Linked DNA regions of Homo sapiens: region 2 is linked to region 1. Evidence: chromatin contacts called from ENCODE Hi-C or POLR2A ChIA-PET data. All regions are on one chromosome and are shown on one strand. Each heading gives the region's core, a stretch centred on a gene start or an enhancer-like site at or near the end of the contact. The rest is flanking DNA. Distances are from core to core; before and after follow the strand shown.

Region 1 (4,062 bases), core at 1,124-3,623:
CCAGCTTGGGCAACACAGTGAGACCGTGCCTCTACTAAAAATGAAAAAAAGTTAGCTGGATGCGGTGGTGTGTGCCTGTAGTTCCAGTTACTCCGGAGGCTGAGGTGGGAGGATGGCTTGAGCCTACGAGTTCATTGCTGCAGTGATCCATGCTCATGCCACTGCACTCCACCCTTGGCATCAGAGCGAGACTCTGTCTCAAAAAAAATAAAGAAAAAGTCTTCTATGCCTCTACTTCACTTTTTGAACATATGTAATATAATTATAGTAATTTTTAATGTCCTTACTTGCCAATTTTATCATCTATCATTGTTAAGTCAATTTTGATAGACCGATTTTTTTTCTTCTTCTGGATCAAATTTTCCTGTTTCTTTGCATGTTTGTAATTGTTTATTGGGTATCAAACATATTAACTTTCCAGTGCTGGATGTATTGATATACCTATAAATATTCTTGAGTTTCATTCTGGGGTGCAGTTAAGTTACTTGGAAACAGTTTGATTCTTTGGAGTCTTGCTTTTAAGATTTGTTAGGTGGGCCAGGCACGGTGGCTCACGCCTGTAATCCCAACATTTTGGGAGGCCGAGGCAGGTGGATCACGAGGTCAGCAGTTCGATACCAGCCTGACCAACATGGTGAAACCCCATCTCTACTAAAAATACAAAAAAATTAGCTGGGTGTGGTGGCGGGCGCCTGTAATCCCAGCTACTAGGGAGGCTGAGACAGGAGAATCTCTTGAAACCGGAAGACGGAGGTTGCAGTGAGCCGAGATTGCACCACTGCACTCTAGCCTGGGCAACGAGAGCAAAACTCTGTCTTAAAAAAAAAAAAAAAAGATGTGTTAGGTGGGACTAGAGCAGTGTTCAGTCTAGGGCTAATTATTTCCCCAATACTGAGGCAAGACCCTTCTGAGTTCCCTACCCAATTGTGAGCCTTGTGAATTGTGAGCTTTTCCAGTCTGGCTGGTGGGAACAGGTTCTATTCCCAGCTCTGCATGAACATGGGCATTATTACCTCTAAGCTTTCAGAAGTTTTTTTTTTTCCCTTGGCTCAAGGTAGTTCCTCACATACATGTACCAGTCGGTGCTATGCTGAACACTCAGTGTGACCCTCTGCACAACTCCTGGGCTCCCTCTCTGTGCAGTTCCCTCCTTTCTGGTTCCCTATCCTTCAAACACTGGCTGCCTTGGTTTTTCTGGACCTCAGCTGTGTCTGCAGCTCAGCATTCACCAGGCTCTGCCTGAATTTCTGCTCCCTGATCTGCAGCCTGGAACCTTTCTCCAGACAATAAGCTAGGTAATCACAGGGCTCACCTCTGTTTTTCCCATATCATAGGGATCACTGTCCTTTGTTGCCTGATGGCCAGTGTCTTGAAAACTGTTGTTTCTGGCCAGGTATGGTAACTCATGCCTGTAATCCAAGCCCTTTGGGAGGCTGAGGCAGGAGGATTGCTTGAGGCCAAAGAGTTCAAGACCAACCTGGCCAACATAACAAGAACCATCTCTTTAAAATATATGTGTGTGTGTGTGTGTGTGTGTGTGTGTGTAAAACTTGTTTCATATATTTTGTCCATTTTAATTGTTTCAGGCATGTGGGTAAATTCTGTCCTTATTACCCCATCTTGACATAGGAACCTCCAGAATAGGATTCAGTTGCTGTTCTATTTCCCTGTTAAAGTATTAACTCCCAAAAGTGAAGGATCTCTTGTTTTGTTTTCCTTATGGTGTCTTTCTAGTTCATTGTCTAGTATATACAAACTCACTAAACATTTGTTAACTAAGCATTTATTGGTGACCATGTTGCAGCATCAAGCAGGTGTTGTGTGTATCATTGGATCAAAACAAAAATGTCTTTCTAGGCTGTGTCCCCTCATTCTTTAGTTTGATTGGTTTGAGGTTTTTGTGCTGCTTGTCAAACAACATATCACAAAGCCTCTTGGAGATTATAGTGGAGTAGTGTCCTTCAATCTTTTCTGGAACAAGGCAGTTTATAAACAAACAGTAAAGTTAGCTAGGGCCTTTCAACTCTGTAGGAATGAAGTAACCAAGAGCCACCTCTGTTTCTTGTTATTATATTTTTTATATACTCAGCAAGGGTGGGAGCTATGACTAAGATAATTCTTAACATTTGTTGCAGCTGTAACTTGGTATCAGAGCAAAAGAGATAAGGACTAGTAAAGAAAGGTCCTGGCAATGGAATTGTTAACATGGATCACAGTATTTCTTACTGATTTTGTGACAATAACAAGGATCTTGGCACAGGATATTTCTTTTTTCTTGGAACACACATGAGTTTGGATAAGTGCCATACATTTAAATTACTGTTATATGAATTCTTATCTCAATGTCTTCCATTTCCTTAGCTGCTGTTTTGTAGTTGCAGAAACATTGCTAAACTGTTTCAACGCTCTTAGCAACCAAGGTTCAGCCTTATTTTTGTTTGTTTTGTGTAACTTGGGGGTGGGGGATGTATCATTTCATACTTATCTGAGAGTTTTTTTTTTCTGATCTCATCATTGTTTATTTTTATAGTTTCCTACTAGGTAAAGAATTATAATTTCAGTTTTTAAAAATTTGAGTTTTGGATTTTGCTATCTTAAATAAGGAAATTACAGTCATTTAGATAGAATGCTATCTACTGAAAGGTAAAAATGTTTTCTTAGACATTATGTTATTTTAAAAAATGGAAGTAGTAAAAGTCATAAATCTGGATTTTTTTATTTTTGACCATATTTCAAGCAGAAGAAAAAATTAGATCAACTCAGGATAACTCATCTTCATCTTTTAGGGACTGATATTATACAGATTAGTGGTTACCAACCTAAATGAGTAAGAATTAGAATCACCTTTGGAGCTTTTTCAAAAATACTCATGACTAACCAGTCTTCATTTTCTGAGTTTAAGGAACACTGACAGAGATACTTGGGACTATGTGGTCTTTAGTCTTCCTAGGTTGCTAGTTTGTTTTGGCAATCTCTTTCTCTCTCTCTGTCTTTCACACACACACACACACACACACACACACACACGAAGAAGAAATTCTAGGAGCAACAAGAATAAGGAATTAATGTGTGTCTATTATGTTTCTCATCCTGCAAGACATTGAGAGCACAAACCAAACTAACCATTATAAGGGAGATCTATTGAATTTATCAACATCTCATAGTCACTAAGATTTTAAAATCTAATTGATATTGATATAAGACTAATTTAAATTAATACATGTTTAGAAAGGTATTTTATGTCATATGAAATTATTCCAGCAGTTTGCTAGTTAGATGTTTCTCGGGAAACAGCTGATTTTGATTAAGAAGTACAAATATACTGTATCTGGCTCAATTTGTCTCAGAAAATTATCTTTTTTTAATCTTCACATTTCAGGGAACCAAATATAAATTTACTGAAGACCAAAAAACCCATACTAATAAGTCAGCTCCTTAGTGGTTTTTGTAAACATCTTTATTAGTAAAGGTGATATAATTCCCATATCATAAAATTTATCAATTTAAGGCATATAATTCAATATTCATTACTACATTGATAGAATTATGCAACCATCACCACAGTCTTAAGTTTAGAACATTTTTGGAACCCCAGAAAGAAACCCTGTGCACGTTAGCAGTAAGCCTTCATCCCCATTCCATTCCCTAGCCCTTGACAACCACTAAGCAACTTTCTTTCTGGATTTGCCTAGTCTGGATATTTCTTATAAACAGAATCATACAATATGTATTTATGGCTGACTTCTTTCACTTAGCATAAGGTTTTGGAGTTTCATCTTGTTACAGTGTGTGTCAATACTTCATTCTTTTTTATGGCTGAATAATATTTTATTGTGGATACCACGTTTTGTTTATCTGTTTCTCAGTTAATGGACATGGGTTGTTGCCACTTTTTAGCTGTTGTGAATATGCTGCTATGAACATTTTTATACAAGTTGTTATATAGACATATGTTTTTATTTCTCTTGGGTATGTGCCTGATAGAATTGCTGGATCATAAGGTAACTATTTTTTAACAAATTGAGAAACTGCCAAACTTTTCCAAAGTGGCTGCGGTATTGT
Region 2 (4,062 bases), core at 872-3,371, 210 kb after region 1:
AAATCTTAACTGGGTCAATTAGCTTGACTGAGCTCAAATGGAGCAGTATTATAAAAAGGTTGAGTATTAGATATTCGTTTGATGCAATGGTTCACAACCCCAGATGCACAACCCTGGTTGCACAATTGAACCACCAGGGGAATTTTTAGAGCCTACTCATGCCATGCCCCATCCAAGCCACTCAAATTGAGCCTCTAGGGCTCACAGGGGCATCCGTAGTTTTATTTTTATTTATTTTATTTTTGAGACAGAGTCTCACTCTGTCACCCAGGCTGGAGTGCAGTGGTGCAATCTTGGCTCACAGCAATCTCCGCCTCCTGGGTTCAAGCTATTCTCCTACCTCAGCCTCCCAAATAGCTGGCAGTACAGGTGCACGGCACCATGTCTGGCTAATTTTTGTATTTTTAGTAGAGATGGGGTTTTACCATGTTGGCCAGGCTTGTCTCAAACTCCTGACCTCAAGTGATCCGCCCACCTCAGCCTCCCAAAGTGCTGGGATTACAGGCATGAGCCGCCACACCCAGCCCATCCCTAGTTTTTTATTTATTTATTATTTTTTTTTGAGACGGAGTCTTGCTCTGTTGCCCAGACTGGAGTGCAGTGGTGCGATCTCGGCTCACTGCAAGCTCTGCCTCCCGGGTTCAAGCCATTCTCCTGCCTCAGCCTCTCGAGTAGCTGGGACTACAGGCGCCCGCCACCACACCTGGCTAATTTTTTCTATTTTTAGTAAAGACGGGGTTTCACCGTGTTAGCCAGGATGGTCTTGATCTCCTGACCTTGTGATCTGCCTAGTTTTTGTTTTTGTTTTTTTTTGAGGCAGAGTCTCACTCTGTCGCCCAGGCTGGAGTGCAGTGGTGCGATCTCGGCTCACTGCAAGCTCTGCCTCCCGGGTTCACGCCATTCTCCTGCCTCAGCCTCCTGAGTAGCTGGGTCTACAGGCATGTGCCACCACGCCTGGCTTTTTTTTTTTTTTTTTTTTTTTTTGTATTTTTAGTAGAGATGGGGTTTCACCATGTTAGCCAGGATGGTCTTGATCTTCTGACCTCGTGATCTGCCCACCTCGGCCTCCCAAAGTGCTGGATTACAGGCATGAGCCACCACACGCGGCCGCCCATCCCTAGTTTTAAAAGTCCTTCAGTTGGCTACACGTGGCCCATTCCTAGTTTTAAAAGTCCTTCAGGTGGCTGGGCCTGGTGGCTTACACCTGTAATCCCAGTACTCTGGGAGGCCGAGGCAGATGGATCACTTGAGGTCAGGAGCTCGAGACCAGTCTGGCCAATATGGTGAAACCCCACCTCTACTAAAAATACAAAAATTAGCCTCTACTAACAATAAAAATATTAGTTGTAGTGGCCTGCGCCTGTAGTCCCAGCTGCTCTGGAGGCCGAGGCAAGAGAATCGCTTGAACCCAGGAGGTGGAGGTTGCAGTGAGCAGAGGTTGCCGCCACTGCATTCCAGCCTGGGCAATAGAGCGAGACACCATCTGAAAAAAATAAAAAAAAGAAAAAGAAAAAGAAAAAAGAAAAAAATTCTAACGTGTATCAAGATTAAGAACCACAGTTCTAATGATGACCTGAGGAAATGTTTTTAAATTCACTCCTAAGTTGCCTTTAAATGCAACTCATAGGATACTTACTCAACAGCATGGAATCTAAGTTTTGGTCCCACTTCCAAGAGAGGGAGGCTAGGTGGAAGATGAAGACCCCACTTTGGAGGTAGGAACACAACAGAGAATCCAGGCTATACGAGGAAGTCAATTTCAGTGTTGCTACTAAATATAATCCTTAAGTCATGAGAGCAGTAGACTTCGTGGCCTTAGCATAGGGCGAAGAGTGGCAATGCAGGGCACGGATTTATTTTCTTCCTCCTGAAGAAAACAAAATGCTGGAAGAATTCCTCTTTATCATGTGTTCAGAGCACAAGTTAGCCTGTGACTCTTAAAAACAAACACATAAAACCAAACCTTCAAAACAATTGTGTTTAGCAGATGATAAGTGCAAACCAATGGTCCCTTCACAATCCCTTCCCTCTCTTTGGGCTGCTGGAACCACCCTGTATTAGTCTCGGAGGCAGAATGACTTTATGATTCATCAGATCTGCGCTTGATTTTTAAAAACACATTTTATGGGCAAGCATTAGGTCAGCAGAAACTTCCTTCCCACTTGGCATATTTCATAAATCAGACGCAGAAAACACTTGGAGGCAAGCCCATGCCGGATATTCAGGGCTGTGTCAGGAAGTCAAGGTCACTATCATTACATTCCAAGTCAAGAGCGATGGCCTCTATATGGTCTCAATTCTCAGGGAATGTCCTTACCTGAGGCACAGGATGGAAACTGGCTTTTAAGCAAAATGGAGTATCCCACCTCCCCAAAGGAGTCTACTTCTCCCTTCTGGCATGATGAGACCTGCCTGATGGTAGCCCCAGGACCCAGGATGGCTAACATTTCGCAGGCGCCATGTGCCAGGCGGTGTTCTAAGTGCTTTGTGCATTCCTCACCCCTGAGGTATTTGGGTGAACCACACTTGCTAACTTGCCAAATGCCACATCATGGTCAAATAAGAACCAGAATTCACAGTATAAGGCTCATGCTGGGACAGTACTAGGTTAAATATCCATGGAGAAAAAGGAAAGCTAGGAAATAGGTCAGGAGGGAGGCTGGGAGGCCATAGGAGGCGGAGGTGATGGTGCTGCCGGGTTGCCCACTCCTGGCTCCTCTCCTCCCCATCTGCCTGTCCCAGCTCATCTCAGCTGCTTGCCCTCTCATCCTTTCCTTGGAAAAACATCCCAGCTGTTGGGGCCTGGAATACTCCAGCATCAGCCACACCCCTCTGGCCTGATGTGTATGGCTGTGTCAATGTGCAGCAGGAGGCAAGTGGCTTCCACCCTGGTGCCAAGGTCTATGGAGCCAGCAGACTGGAGAGGACAGTCTGGCTGACAGAGGTGGCCTGCCTTGCAGCTGGAAGCACTTACGTAAGGATCGCAATGCAATGTGGCTGCTTTGCACAGCCTTGCCCCTCTGGACAAGTTTCCGAAGATTGCTAAAATGCAGTTCTGTGAAGTTAGTACTGCAGAGGAAGGTACCATCCAGATCTAGCTGTTCTGACTCAGGGATGCCTTCCTCAATTGGCCAGACTTGGAGAGTTACAGCCCGTACATCATAAGCATAGTCCTTCCACAAGCCATGCTCAAGGGGGTTGATGGACGAACCCAGCCCCCAAGGGAATGCTTAATTACATGGGGACTGTAGTGCTTTGGCTCTGGGTTCTTACTGACTACCGTCACCCACATTTTCAATTCCTTTGAGTTTCAAATATTACAAAAGGCATGGTTTAGAAACGTGACACTGTTAGCTACCTGAGCAGAACTTGGAACAGCAGCTGGATGGCAAACAGTGCCAGATGGAGGCCTTAGGGTGAGAAGCAGCTGAGTGATGAGGGTTAGAAGCAGCACCATTTGGCTGTGTAAGAGGCAGAGGGAGGATGGAGCGCAGCTGACCTCTGACCTAGTCTAGGATGGCTGCCCTGCCCTTCAGCTGTGGTGTTGGCAAGAGAGGGTGGGTGGCCGTGTGGTGTCAGGAAAGCCAAGTGGCCAGAAGTCACCCGTCCTCTCTATTTTAAAGGCACAGGTGTTTCTTCTCCAGGTCTTGCCTGGTGAGTCCTTTCCCTTTCTCCTTGAGAATCCTGAGGTTTCAACATGGGAGGAGGTGAAACCCTCCTACATTGCAGGTGGGAACATTTAATAACGTGGCCACACTTCACTGCCTGACTGCCGCCATCATGGGTCGCATGCATGCTCCTGGGAAGGGCCCGTCCCGGTTGGCTTTGCCCTATCGCCACAGCATCCCCACTTGGCTGAAGTTGACATCTGATGACGTGAAGGAGCAGATTTACTAAGTGGCCAAGAAGGGCCTGACTCCTTCACAAATTGGTGTGATCCTGAGAGACTGACATAGTGTTGCACAAGTACGTTTTGTGACAGGCAATAAAATCTTAAGAAATCTTAAGTCTAAGGGACTTGCTCCTGATCTCCCTGAAGATCTCTACCATTTAATTAAGAAA

The links. Hi-C counts contacts between places; a loop is a spot of excess contacts on that map. ChIA-PET counts read pairs that join two places held with the same protein, here RNA polymerase II (POLR2A). Pooled maps may share reads with other maps.
Region 2: a map of endothelial cell of umbilical vein shows a loop between it and region 1 (12-fold over the local background). The contact joins two enhancer-like sites. A Hi-C loop is called at or near these places in 2 of 168 maps with a recorded cell type or tissue (CD8-positive, alpha-beta T cell and endothelial cell of umbilical vein) and 3 of 50 pooled maps. POLR2A ChIA-PET finds 5 or more read pairs at or near these places in 1 of 52 experiments (GM10248).

Annotation. Positions count from the first base shown.
Region 1 is chr15:51,876,863-51,880,924 of GRCh38, forward strand. All of the region lies in intron 3 of TMOD3 (tropomodulin 3), which reads left to right. Among named protein-coding and RNA genes, the nearest start is that of TMOD3, 49 kb to the left of the region's middle. Within about 2 kb of position 2,374, at least 2 of the 41 ENCODE cell types and tissues checked have a DNase peak (open chromatin) inside an H3K27ac peak, as active enhancers do; they include endothelial cell of umbilical vein, where a contact is called at or near this core.
Region 2 is chr15:52,091,515-52,095,576 of GRCh38, forward strand. The region is part of intron 1 of LOC112268150 (a long non-coding RNA gene); the gene reads right to left. It also overlaps the pseudogene RPS13P8. Among named protein-coding and RNA genes, the nearest start is that of BCL2L10, 19 kb to the right of the region's middle. RefSeq lists an enhancer at 1,913-2,446 and a silencer at 3,246-3,446. Within about 2 kb of position 2,122, at least 12 of the 41 ENCODE cell types and tissues checked have a DNase peak (open chromatin) inside an H3K27ac peak, as active enhancers do; they include endothelial cell of umbilical vein, where a contact is called at or near this core.